Regions from separate parts of the Homo sapiens genome. Here region 1 is linked to region 2. A link is a contact called in ENCODE Hi-C or POLR2A ChIA-PET data. All regions are on one chromosome and are shown on one strand. The core of a region is the stretch at or near the end of the contact, and the rest is flanking DNA. Distances in the headings are between cores, read along the strand shown.

Region 1 (3,746 bases), core at 514-3,013, 590 kb before region 2:
AAAATAAAAATCTTTGAAATAAAAATCATAAAGGGAAAACAAAAGGCAAATATTTAGCTATTCTCTGTATGGAGGAAGGATTGTCTACATTTAGAAACAAGAGAAAAATGATATAGAGAAAGAAAATAAATTTGAATAATATTTTAAATTGGATTTCAAAATAAAAGAGATAAGAAACAAAAACATTTGTCACAATAATGAAAAAGGTATAAACTGTTTATTATATAAAGAGCTCATTCAAATCAATATGCAAACAAGACAGCAATAAATAGGCAAAGGGAGAAGACCAATTAGAAAAGAGGGAACTCAAGGGTCCAAAGTGAAAAAAGGATTTAACTTCACAAATGCACAAATAAATACAAAGTAAAGCTATAATAAGTTACCACTAAATAGCGAAGATTATAATAGAGTCAATATTTGGTGATGGCAATAGTAGAGTGATCCCAACCTCAAAAAATGTAAAAATGGCTAGAAAAAACATGCCAAAATGTTAATGGTGGTTGCCCTGTGTTAATGCATACTTCAGATCCTACTGATGACAGTCGGCATTGGTGTGGCCTTCCTGTGTATCAATTTGACCTATATCAAGAGCCCTAAAAATATTATGTCCATTGTGTCTTCAGTATGTTGCTAGGTGGAAAAAGCAAATTATGAAATAATTTTTTATAATATGATCCCTGATTTTTTAGAAAGAAGGAAAGGAAGGAATGATGGAAGGAAGAAAAGAAAGAAGGAATTGTGTGTATGCAGAGACAAATAGTGGTGATTTTGTTTTCTTCTTTAAATGTCAGGGTTTGTTTGTTTTTGCAGAGTTTATATTGCCATAGAAAACAAAATTGTCTTTCAAAAGGAAGAAATTTGCAAAAAATGCTCATATCCTTTGACCCCTAATTCCCCATTTAGAAAATCATCTGAAGAAAAAGGCAAAAATGTAGACAAAGATTTGTATACAAATATGTGGTTAGAAATGAAAACAACACCAGGAGACTGTTTAAAGAAATTCTGGAGCAACTAAAAGATAGACCATTATGCAGTTGTTATAAATTATATGTCAGAAGGATTTTCAATGAAATGTTAAAATACATCTGACAAATTTTACACAAACAGAATAAAGCAAAACAAGATACAAAATTTTTTAAGAAGGATCCCAACCTCAAAAAATGTGAAAAAGACTGGGAAAAAAATATATGCCAAAATGTTAATAGTGGTTGCCCTAGGTAGATTAATTATGAAGGATTTTTGTTTTCTTCTTTATCTTTTGTTATGCTTGAAAACCCCAATTACTTAGTACCCCTTTTATAAGTGGGGGGAGCACCCTAGATTTTCTAACTCCCCAAATTAAGTTCTTCCCACAGTACCAGAATACAACAGTTCTCTTCAGTAAGGAGCTTTTCTACCTTGCCTTAAACCAGAAATGATGAAGTATCAGAAAGGGGCCATGAAACCTGCATGCCATTAAGAAAATGAAATTTCTACCAATAATCATCAGGCATCAGTATCTTCTACCTCCTTTGTCCAATGACACAACCACCAGCTAATGTCCATTATTTAGAATGACATACTGTACAACTAAACACAACCAGCCAGCAGTCCGCACTCAGAGGACATCATTTCTAGAAACACAGCCTCCAGAAGCTGTTATGCTTTCCAGCAAGGATCAGTGGCATTGCCACATACAGTACCTTGGACGGCTGCATCACTGGGTGCCTTGAGTAATCGCTAGGTAAACATCCGAGCACCAGTTGCAAAAAGATACTCCTGTGGGTAGTAAAAAATGTTCTCTATTTGCGAGTTGAGGCTTACGCCTGTGTTTTGGAGATACCTGAATTGGTTTGGCTCTTTTCCAATTATAATCTGTTTGTAATCACCCTGGGTCTGTAACATCAAGCAGTGTTATGAGGGAATTAATTCTTTCTATGTGACAGTTGTTAGTGTAATTCATGTCCTTGTTTTTAATTGCTGGATCAAATTACTTTGTAGATTATTTCATATTTCATCCCAAGAGAAAGGAATAGAAAAAAATGCACAGTGCCTCTGGTGACTTATTTGTTTAGTCTACCCAGAAAAAAAAAAAAAAAGCAGAATTAAAAAGATTGACTTTCTAAACAAAATGGTTCTTCTCTATCCTTGGAGTATATTTTGAATGATTTTAGATGGAAAGTTAGCCGAAGTACATTCTTCTTGTTTAAACACTCTCGGAACTAAGTTTATTTTTATAACAGTTCTGCCAAAATAATGGCCATAAAGGTCACAAAGCAGTATCTCCTAAGAAATACCTTGAAAAGGATTTACAATTCAATGCTCTTTCGTTAAAAGAAGCACCTTGAAGATAAGAAATTAATGAGATTTAGAATAATTTATTAAGGAACACCTAATAGACTCTCATGAGATTCAAATGTCAAGACGTTTAAAAAAACACAAAAGAAATTTAGCAAATGCAAATTATATTTGGGGGAAAAAAGACAAAGAGTATTTGAAAAATCTTATAAATGTTTATTTTTGCAGCACTGCAATTTAATCCTTGTATTTGAATACATACCCGCCAGACATTTCATATGTTTTTGATTCTAATGTTTGGAATCTCAGAAAGAACCAGTAATGATTTCTTGGTGTCTTATAAGGTGAGAGTTTACTTGCAGGCTGACAGGGAAGTAAAAGCCCAGATAAGACAAGCTCACAGAACTGAAAAGCTATGGAGAAAATTCATTGTTCTATTTATTTCCACTTTGTGATGAGTTGAGTTGAGAGCAAAATGTATTTATAACAATGGGACACTTGAAATGAACTGTTGCTGTAGCTGTCCAAGGCCAGCCAACATTCATATTGCCTCATAAATAGTCATCTTATAAAGTAGACCTGAGTGATAAACTAAAGAGGAATTATAGATCAGTGATCACTTAAAAGCAAGCACCAGGGAAATTGATAAATACTGCCTGCTGCCTGGCAAATAAAAAACACAGTCATCATTAGAGAAGGAGCTGGAACTTGCTGATTGCTGGGAAATTACAGCAATAGATAAATGAACAGACCTACTCACTCGGGGCAAAGGTGCCTTGTAGTTCAGGTAACAAAGTACTGTCAACATGGAAAGGTCCTTGAAGTAGGAGCTGAACCTGCTACCCTGAAAACAGAAGCCATATATACACACACAGTGTTGAAAAGCTGGCAGCCCTGAGTCCGTTTGCTCAGCCAGAGTGCTGAATGTATTATTACCACTGTCATCTTTGAAAGGGGAAAAAGAGATGTCCATAAAAATAAATATCTTTTCCACCATTGGAACTATTACATGATTGCAAAGAATTCATGTGATCACTTATATCTTATTATAAACCCAGTCCATTCTAGTCTATTATAGGAAACCAAGGTGATTATATTGGTTTAAAAATTGGTTCTGTTTCCCTATTTTTAAAATATGTTGTTTGAGGCCGGGCATGGTGGTTCATGCCTGTAATCCCAGCACTTTGGGAGGCCGAGGTGGGCAGAATGCCTGAGGTCAGGAGTTTGAGACCAGCCTGACCAACATGGAGAAGCCCTGTCTCTACTAAAAATACAAAATTAGCCAGACGTGGTGGCACATGCCTGTAATCCCAGCTACTTGGAAGGCTGAGGCAGGAGAATCTCTTGAACCCGGGAGGCAGAGGTTGTGGTGAGCCAAGATCATGCCATTGCACTCCAGCCTGGGCAACAAGAGCAAAACTCTGTCTCAAAAAATGTATATATTTGTTTGTTTGCCTATATGTTTATCA
Region 2 (4,213 bases), core at 1,293-3,792:
AGGAAACAGACAAACAAACAAAAAAAAAGGTATAACTAGGAAGAATGTTAATTAGATTTGTTTTAAGGAAAAAAGGATAGATGAATAGCCTCAAAAGCTAAACCCCCTCTAGACAGAAGGAAAGAGTGCCCAACATAGAAAAGGCAACACTGGGGGCTGCCTTTGGAAATAAATGACCATGCAGAAAACCACGTTTGCAGATGGCATTAGAATTCAAATTAACCAGACAGGATTAAAACAAATCTTAATTCTTTCTTGGGGACCCTATCCAGACCCCCACCCCACTTCCAAAGAAAAGAAGGATAAAAGGAACTGACTACAGAAAGAGAAAAAGGATTAAGTTAACAATCAAAGAGATAGAGATGCGTCCAAATCTATCCCCATTCATTCGGTGCCGGGTTCACCATGCTACAATTTCAAGTACACTAACATGGGAGGGGGTCAGAAAATATGCCATTTGCAATCAGGAGAAAAAAATGGGAAGTTTCACTACAGCATTGTTCTTTTCAGTCTGGCTCAAACATTCCCATCGCTATGGCTGAAAAAGATCTGGACAGGGGAAAAAGAACATTTTAGGGGAGGGGGAACAGGAGACACTTTTAAACTAAGGTATTTGAGAAAACTCTCAGGATCTGTCAGAGAAAGGAAGGCTGTGCAGCTCTAAATCACAAGTCCTTCTCTCGCCTTTGTCAAATATATTCTACTTTACAAGCCCTGAAAAGAAAGAGACTCTTTTGTTTGGTTTCTCCTTTTCGGAGGGTGACAGAAAACTGAAAGGGGCACAAAAAAACCTGAAAATGAGAACAAAGTGCTGGGTCGTGCCGGGCTGCCGCGCCGCGGGGACGCGGGAGCGGCCGCCGAGCCCTCTGCCTCGCGCTCCTGCAGCCCGCTCGCCCCTTTGGCTGCGAGCGGCAAATCCGCAACTGCCGACCGCGGCTCGCCCGGGGCACCACGACCTGACCACACAGCGCAAACAAAACTCGGGCGGCGGGGCACAAGGGCTGCGCCGCGGCCCGCACAGGGGTGTCTGGAGGCAGCTTCAGAGAAAAGGGAAGCGCTAGCAGCTCCTCCTCAGGCTCGCGCCCTTTAATTAGTAAGCGTCCTACGGGCGAGATGTCCCTCCGGAGACGGAGTCCGGTCCGCCGCCACCTCTCCTCTGCGCCGCTTGGAGACTGAGGAGGCGCAAAGAAAACGACATTTAAACCCCGGGCGGCCAGTGGAGCTCGCCCGGGCCAGACGCCACAGCGACCCGGGAGCGCCGCGGCCGCTCGCCCGTCGGAGCCCTGGGAGGAGCGGCGGCCGAGCGGCTTTAAGTGTATTCCCCTCCCCTCAAATCGCGTGGGGCGGGGGCCAGAAAGAAAAAGGAGCGAGCGACAGGCAGTGGGAGAGGGGGGGAGCGCCGAGCGGCCGGGCCGCGGCCGGCATTGTCTGCGGCCCGCGCCCCCTCCCCCGCCCCGCACAGCCCCGCCACACACACCCTCGCCGGAGGCCGGCCGTCCGCCCGCGCCTTTGTCCACATCCACCCCCGAAACCGGCGAACAGCCCTCCAGGATGTGCTCCCCGGAGGAGGGCGGGTAGGGGAGCGCGGGCCGGGGGCGCGGAGCCCACGGAGGGGCGCGTCCTGCTGATTCATTTCCCACTCGCGCTGGCCCGTCCGGGGCGACGGGGGGCAGGGAAGGGAGGGAGGAAATGGGCGCTCCGCTCAGGAGGACCGTCCGGGCCAGTGAGGACACCCGCAGGGGTGCGGGCGCGCGCGGAACTAGGGGCTGTCCGCAGGAGAAAGGCGGGCACCCCCCCCCCACCCAGGGACTGACGGACGGACAGACGGCTCGCGGCTGCCCCGTGACTCACCGACTTGCAGGACGTTGTCTACGCAGCCGCTTTCCAACAGCGCGATGCCCCGGCGGAAAGGCAGCCGCGTCTCGTCGCCGCCGTCCGCCGCCCCGGCAGCCCCCACCGACGGGGCCCCGGCCCCCGCGGCGGCGGCGGCGGCGGCGGCGGCGGCGGCAGCGGCGGCGGCGGCCGAGGTTGCGGCCGCCGAGGTTGCGGCCGGGGAAGACGAGGAGCCGCCGCCGCCGCCGCCGCCCGCGCCGCCGCCGCCACCGCTGTCGTCGCCGGGGCCGCCCGCGGCGCCGCCGCCGGTGTTGAAGGACGAGTACATGCAGATCTCCCGCTCGCTGCGGGGGAAGGACCAATAGACTATGCGGCGCTGCACCGGCTCCGGGATGCGCTCAAAGCGCTCCTCCACGCGCTGGAACGGCCACTTCTCCGCCACCCTGCGCGCCGCGATGTCCAGCAGCGACTCGGGGCTCTGGGTCTTGCCCGGCGGCAGCAACCCCAGCGCCGCGCCGCCCCCGCACGCCGCCGCCGCCGCCGCGCCACCCGCCCGCGGGCCTGGCCGACAGGCAGAGCTGTAGCCGCCACCCGCGCCGCCGCCGCCGCCGCTGCTGCCCCCGCCGCCGCCGCCGCCGCCCGGCCGGCAGCAAAGCCGTTTCGCGGGAGGAGGCTGCTGTCCGCGCTCCGCCATGACCGCGCCGCTTCTAACCCGACAGCGGAAGTGCCGGGACCCTATAAACGGCACTAGGAAGCGCGACACGCACACGCCGTCGCGACGCCACGATGCCATCTAGGGCCCGCCGCTCCTTGTATGGGCACAAGAGGTGGGGCCTCCGCTGTGACGCAGAAGCTGGGGCGGGGCTCTGATAGGGGGAACCTAGGGCCGGGGGCGGGGCCTATGCAAATCGCTGGGCTGAAACATAAATAGAGCGCTTGGCGGACACGGGGGTGGCGGGGGCGGGCCGTTTTGGTGCCCGGTGGGTTGTGAGAATGTCAGGCTGCTGTGACGCGGGGGAGGGCGGGGTCAGGCGGGGTTCCCGTGGGAGGGGGCGGGCCGCCGGGCCGGGCCTGAGGTGGGTGGGTCTCTGCGCCCCCTGCCTACCCCACTTCCCCCTCCAGTTCTCAGCTTCTCTTTGAAGTCCGAGAAGTGAGGATGCGCCTCGTGGGTCGCAGCGGGGGAGGAAAGGGGAGAAGAGGGGGTGAGCGAAGGGGAGGGTTCTGAGCTAAATGGAGGGCGGGGCCCACGGGCCGATGCCCCACCCCCCCCGTCCCCCTGCCCTTCGGGGGAAAAGCCTCTGGGCGGAGGAGGCGCTTTCAAAACAAAGAAATGCGGCATGGACCCCGGGGGACGCGGGTGGAGAGGAAGGCGGAGGAGGCGCGGCCAAACCCGAGCGCCTGCCAGCTTCCCCTCCAGCCGGTCCAGGGGAGCTCTCCCCACCACCCGCCGAAGCTGCAGCGGGGAAGGGGGAGGATGGCTGCGTTCGGCGGCGGCTTTCCACTTCACTTTTGCAGACCTGGTGTGGAAGGAGCGCGCCCGCTCTGCTAACCCCGCGTGGCTGCAGTGCGCCCATCCCCGAGCCCCGCGTCCGTTCTGTCTCGGCTGCAGGGCTGTGCCCGAAAACACGCAGAGCGCTCGGAACGTGCCCAGCAGCCGCGCGACCCGCGTCCGGTGCCGGCTGCCACCGTCCCGCCCTCGCTGCCTCAGCCCCTCGGGCCAGGAAACCGACCCGCCCGCTAGAAGTCGAGGAGCTCCGGCCGCCCTTGTCGCCCCCGCGGCCGCGCGGACAAGGCCCCGCTCCAGGCCGGGGTTTCTCCAGCTCGGGGTGGAACGCAGCCCGGGCTGTGGGGTTAGCAGACACACCTTTGTGAGTACACACGCCGCAGGGCGCGCGCAAGCCCCACGGGCTCGCGCACACATCGCCCAGCAGGCGGCAGACGGCGTGCCAGGCGGCGGACGGCGGCTTCGGGCGCACTTGGGTCTGCGGCCCGGCTCCCACCCCGGCACCCGGGTGCGCGGCGCCCGGCTGCGCGGAGTCCAGGCGCTCGGGACGCGCGCCGCGCTCTCAGTCGCCTTGGCGGCGCCCGCAGGGCCAGTCCCCTCGGGTCCGGGCAGTGTAGGGGTGGACCAGGGAGAGCGAGTGCAGAGTGCAGCTCGCTGGTGCCTGGACGCGGGCGAAGGCGGAGAAGCGAGTCCCTCTCTGAACCTGGAGCCCTGCGGACATTGTTCGCGCTCCACAGAGCTCGGTCAAATCTGCTTCCAAGCCGCAGACTTAATTACCGCGTCGGAGACAGGCTTCCTCCCAGCCCCACCTTCTGTTTTTACTGTAAACAGTGGTGCTGATCCGCTCCCATTGTTGGAGATAAACTGTATCTCCTT

What was found. A loop is a pair of places that touch in the nucleus more often than their neighbours do. ChIA-PET counts read pairs that join two places held with the same protein, here RNA polymerase II (POLR2A). Pooled maps may share reads with other maps.
Region 1: a map of mammary epithelial cell shows a loop between it and region 2 (5-fold over the local background). The contact joins the enhancer-like site here to the promoter of ZSWIM6 in region 2. A Hi-C loop is called at or near these places in 2 of 168 maps with a recorded cell type or tissue (mammary epithelial cell and prostate gland) and 2 of 50 pooled maps. POLR2A ChIA-PET finds 5 or more read pairs at or near these places in 1 of 52 experiments (MCF 10A).

What each region holds. Positions count from the first base shown.
Region 1 is chr5:61,918,153-61,921,898 of GRCh38, reverse strand. No RefSeq gene overlaps it. Among named protein-coding and RNA genes, the nearest start is that of LINC03123, 180 kb to the right of the region's middle. Within about 2 kb of position 1,763, at least 2 of the 41 ENCODE cell types and tissues checked have a DNase peak (open chromatin) inside an H3K27ac peak, as active enhancers do; they include mammary epithelial cell, where a contact is called at or near this core.
Region 2 is chr5:61,330,587-61,334,799 of GRCh38, reverse strand. ZSWIM6 (zinc finger SWIM-type containing 6) reads right to left here and starts at 2,542. Exons shown (of 14, transcript NM_020928.2): 1 at 1,852-2,542. The coding sequence starts at 2,527. LOC105378994 (a long non-coding RNA gene) reads left to right here and starts at 2,584. Exons shown (of 2, transcript XR_007058781.1): 1 at 2,584-2,660. RefSeq lists silencers at 1,648-1,757, 2,538-2,677, 2,788-3,187, 3,398-3,467, 3,498-4,077 and 2 more and an enhancer at 3,882-4,213.